Regions from separate parts of the Mus musculus genome. Here region 1 is linked to region 2. A link is a loop called in an ENCODE intact Hi-C map of the cell type or tissue named here. Cell type or tissue: left cerebral cortex. All regions are shown on one strand.

Evidence for each region. Hi-C counts contacts between places; a loop is a spot of excess contacts. Peaks named below come from ENCODE experiments on the same cell type or tissue, not always from the same donor. Only the 100,000 strongest peaks of a DNase experiment are listed, where the experiment ranks them.
Region 1: a loop joins it to region 2, with 30 times the contacts of the local background. A loop is called at or near these places in 6 of 42 quality-filtered maps.

What each region holds. Positions count from the first base shown.
Region 1 is chr10:88,390,574-88,393,073 of GRCm38, forward strand. The region is part of intron 1 of Gnptab (N-acetylglucosamine-1-phosphate transferase, alpha and beta subunits); the gene reads left to right. Among named protein-coding and RNA genes, the nearest start is that of Gnptab, 13 kb to the left of the region's middle. In left cerebral cortex, no CTCF peak of the experiment used is centred here; DNase peaks (open chromatin) are centred at 1,128, 1,820 and 2,026; H3K27ac peaks cover 278 bases.
Region 2 is chr10:90,234,329-90,236,828 of GRCm38, forward strand. The region is part of intron 9 of Anks1b (ankyrin repeat and sterile alpha motif domain containing 1B); the gene reads left to right. Among named protein-coding and RNA genes, the nearest start is that of Anks1b, 360 kb to the left of the region's middle. In left cerebral cortex, a CTCF peak has its summit at 1,152 (motif pointing right); no DNase peak of the experiment used is centred here.

The DNA of each region.
Region 1 (2,500 bases), 1.8 Mb before region 2:
CAGGACAGAGGAGGGCAGAGCTGACTTGGGCATTCACTTTCAGTTTGTGGTGATATTTCCCCCGGGGTGGGGGTGGGGGGATGTTGCACAACATCTGGAGACATTTTAGATGGTCCTAGCTGGGCATGGAATGAAATATTGCTGCTGTCTTTAATGTGTAGAAGCCAGGGATTCTGTTAATATACGGGACAATCCCGGCAGCAAAGAATGATCCAGGCCTGAGGCCCTTGGTCCTGCAAAGGCTGGATGCCCCAGTGTAGGGGAATGCCAGGGTGGGGAGGTGGGAATGGGTTGGGCAGGGAGCACCCTCACAGAAGCAGGGGGAGGAGTGGGTGGGATGGGGATTTCCAGAGGGGAAGCCTGGAAGGGGGATAACAGTTGAAATGTAAATAAATAAAATATCCAAGGAGGAAAAAAAAAGAATTATCCAGGCCCAACAGCAGTGGTGCTGATATTGAGAAACTACCATTTCCCAACCAAAGAACCAGAGTAAAGGCGGTGATGTTGGGAGAACAATCAAGAAGGGTACATGAAGGAATCAGTGAGTAAAGGTGCCTGCCTGTCACCAAGTCTGGTGACCTGAGTGTGAGTCCCAGGACTCACGGGAGAAGGAGAGAACAGATTCCCACATGTTTTCTTCTGCTCTCTACATATATGCTGAAGAACTCACACGCCTCTGCCATACACAAAATAGACAAGTGAGGTTTGTGTGTGTGTATGTGTGTGTGTGTGTGTGTGTGTGTGTGTGTGGTGTGAAAGCCCTTTTGGCTAGAGAGAAAGCTCCTATAAGGGTGACTAGTGTAGTTGTAGTGACCTTTCCCCCAGCACTGGGGATTTGCATAAACCATTAAAGGTTGTTTTGTATTGGCATCTAATACCTGAGACCCAGGAGTACAGCTAAATGATGATAACCCAGCCCTCATAACCAAAAACAAAACGAAACAAAACCTGTCAGGGCCCCTTAGCAGGTACAAGATTTGAGAAATCCCGAGAGAGCTTGTGAGAGTGGCGGTAGGCATGGTAATCTGCAGGAGTCTTGGTCTAGACTGGTGAAAGGGTGTGGAGAAGTGCGTAGGAGAGGAACACGCAGGAGACCCAGTCATCTGCAGGCTTGCCAGCCCCTCCACTAACACCTCCATCAACAAGAGTAAGCAAAATAGGCAGTGGGCGCTCGCAGTCCCTAACGGTAAGTGTTCCGTGAACATCTGTTGAAGGAATACTATGGCATCAAAACTTCATTTTGTTCACTGACTGTGCTGGCTGTTTCTATGTCAACTTGACACAAGATAGAGTCCTCAGAGAGGAGGGAGCCTCCATTGGAAAACAAATGTCTCTAAAGCTGGTATTATTAAAGCATTTTCTTAATTAGAGATCAATTAGTGTGGGAGGGTCCAGACCATTGTGGGTAGTGCTATCCCTGGGCTGGTGGTCCTGGGTTCTATAAGAAAGCAGGCTGAGCAAGCCAGTAAGCAGCACCCCTCCATGGCCTCTGCATCAGCTCCTGCCTCCAGGTTCCTGCCCTGTGTGAGTTCCTCTCCTGACTTCCTTTGATGATGAGATGTTAAGTTGCTTTGGGTCATGGTGTTCCTGTCACAGCAATAGAAGCCCTCACTGAGATGCAGATTGTGACAAAGCCTAGTGATGACAGGTGGGCTAAATGAGGTGTCAGATGTCTACAAGGCGGCACCTTGCAAAATGCTCAGTAGAAAGCATCCAATAACTACTAATTTAGTGCCATATGTCCCCTCTGGGGAGTGCTTCTAGTTGTGACGCTCATGCTGGCAGAAGTGGGAGACGCCCTCTCAGCTGATGCCTGTCAAGTGTTCCCTTGGAGACAGCAGAAAAGCTCACAAGGACTACCTGGCTGTGCTATACTATGTCACTGGGATAGCAGAGGGGCGAGTCCTTTATTACTATGGCTTACACTTCTATAAACTAGTATGTAGATGTCTTCTCTAGTTCCTTCTAGAAAGCAGCAAGCCAGTGTTCATAGTGGATGATGTGTATTATTCACAGTATGCCATTTTAAATTTCTCCAGTCTCGGGACAGTTTGTTCCAATCTTGTGATGCAGATGGCAGGATCTTTAGGAGGTGATTAGTCAGCCTGTGGTTGATTCATCCACGCAGCACATTAAGCAAGAAGAAGAATCTCAGAGGCATCCTACAGACCAAGTGCCATCCAGATAAAGGACACGGCATTCTGTGATCAGGCAGAAAGCTGCGTGGCCCGCTTTTACCTTGATTTCTAAGTTTGTTTCTTCTTTTAGGATTCTAGTTAATACTTTCTCCTTGAGTAGTATTACCTCAATACTACTGCCTGCTTACCCTTTATTGATAGACGTACTTATTTTATGTGTATGCGTGTTTTGCCTTCAAGTATGTAAGTCATCACGTGTGTATCTAGTGCCCTTGGAGGTCAGAAGACATCAGAGTCCCTGGGACTGGAGTTACAGATGGTTGTGAGCCCACATGTAGGTGCTGGGAATTGAACCCAGGTCC
Region 2 (2,500 bases):
CCATATCATCTGCTAGAGTCATCATTGGCCAATTTTGGGGTGGGGGTAATTCATATGCATACTCATTATAATATACATACTAAAGAGCATGAATTTTTATAGAACCTTTGATTAATCCTTATCACGGTTTTCAGTTTTCTTGAGACCAAGTCTGTACACTCATGATACAAAGTTTAGTGAGAAGTTTATCCTAAGTGGCAACCTGTTTTCCTTATGAGGTCTGGTGTTATTTCTGTTTATATTCTTACCTTTCACAAATCACTGAACACTTAGGTGGGAAATTTGGTAATATATTTTCTTCTCTCTTACCAGTTCCACTCTCCCACTTTAAGTGTGATTCTTGCAGTCTCAGGTAAAGCAATCCTTTTATTTTCTCTCACTTTGTAATGCTTTGCTTCCTTAAGTTTTAATATGCAGTCTTTAGGCTTCAGTAAAATACAGACTTCAGTAGGACTACGTTAGTGCCTAATCGTTGCCTAAGAAGTTATTTTATACAACCTTTTAGCTGAATTTTTAATGCATAAATCTTCTTTGTAAAGCCACAGCAGAGTAAGCAAGCATTTACATGGCCCAATTACCCAAGCAAATGTTGAAACCAAATGTCTCTGTGTCCACACAACTGGGATGGAAAATCTGCAAGCTGTTGGTAAATGTTTGTTATAGACACAAACAGAATCGCTTGGGTTTGATTTTCTGGCTGAACTCTCCACCCTTGGGAGCACAAACTATGCGTGGTGTGATTCTCTCCCATTTGTGAGGGAGACTTGGGACACGATGTTCCACAGATAACCAAGAGTTTAACAGGGTATTCTAAAGAAGGGGTATTCTTCTACACAATGATGTTGTATGGTAGTTCTAAAATTATTACCTTAAATTAATTATAAAATCTGATAGGGAGGTGTTTTTTGGTGTCATATTGGAGTTATAATTTGCAGGTTGAAGCATTCATGGTCATGGCTTAAGAGAGAAACTCTTTTTGCTGATATCAGGCTTGTATAATGCTTTACATTCCTGTAATAACTGGATTATGGTTGGTTTTATATTTTATGTTTTTAAAGGAGGGTTCTGGATTTTCTTTTCTATGTATTATTATTAAGTATACATCGTATAGCTTTCTGCCTGTATATATGCCTGCAGGCCAGAAGAGGGCACTAGATCGCATTATAAAATGATGCTATGCATGGCCCAATCTGTGGTGTTTGCTGTATAAGAGAAAAGCTTGAATACAGAAACAACATGTTGTCGTAGGGTTAACTAGAAAGTGAAGTTAAGCACTTGAAGTTCCAGGCTAATATAGAATCTGGACCAGATAGAGATGAATCTGGTTTTGAATACTGGAAGGTAGAGGGAGCTTGCATTACCAGAGCAAGCATGGGTGGGAGGAAGACCAATGATGTGGTGGTTGGAATGAGATGGGTTGCCATAGGTTCATTTGGTTGAATGCTCCGTTCCCAGTTTGATGGAACTGTTTGGGAAGGATGAAGAGGTGTGGCCTTGCTGAGGGATTCATGTCATTGGATGCAGCCGTTGAAGGTCAAAAGCACTTATGCCTTTCCTGGTCTCCCTCTCTCTGCCTCATGGTTATAGATCAAGATGTGAGCTTTCAGCTATTTATCTTAGGAATTCTGACCTTCTTGAATTAAACACTTTCTTTTTACGAGTTGTTTTTTATAGTGGTGTTTTATCACAGCCATAGAAATGCGGCTAAGGCAGAAGTTGGTGCTCAGAATGAGGCATTGTTGTGACTAGCCTGGTCATGCTGTTTTGGAGGGATGGGGAAGACTTTGAGACTTTGGACTAGGAGACAGTTAAATGCTATAACTGAAGCTTAATGGATTATCCGAGTAGGACATTGGAAGACAATGGTGCTGAGAGTAATGGTCGCTATAGCAATCCAGATCAAGAGATTTCAACAGGGAGCAATGTTAGCAACTGGGCTAGAGACCATTCTTGGGATATTTTGGCAAAGAATAGTGCTGTTTTCTGCCTATGACCTAATAATCTGCTAATTGAAAAGTTTTGGGTTAATTTCCTTGGTGGAGATTTCAAAACAACCTAATATTGACTCTGTTGCATGGCTATTATTAAACACTCTGTGAAGATCTACAAAGCAATAGAGCAAGTAGAGAAAAGGAATACAAAATATACAGACTGAAGTAAAAAGGGCATCAGGAAATTTAATGTTGGAGCCAAGATTTGCACTGAAAGAGATGGGAAGAAGGCATATTCTGAGGTAGAATACAGGGAGGGATGTTCTCTGGGAAAGACCCCACCCAACCCAGCTTTTGTCACTTCTGTAAATGCAATTCAGTGGGGACAGGTTCTGTATCAGGTAGGCAGGTAAAACTTGAAAGTGTTTCCCACATGGTTCCAGCTTTAGAATTATAAAGGATACCTTAGTGAGAGGATTGTGAAATCTCCCTCTACAGCTAAGAAAAGCCACCGAGGACGGGCTTATAGCAGGGGAGTCTCTGCATGGAGGCCCTGAGAGGCTATTGTG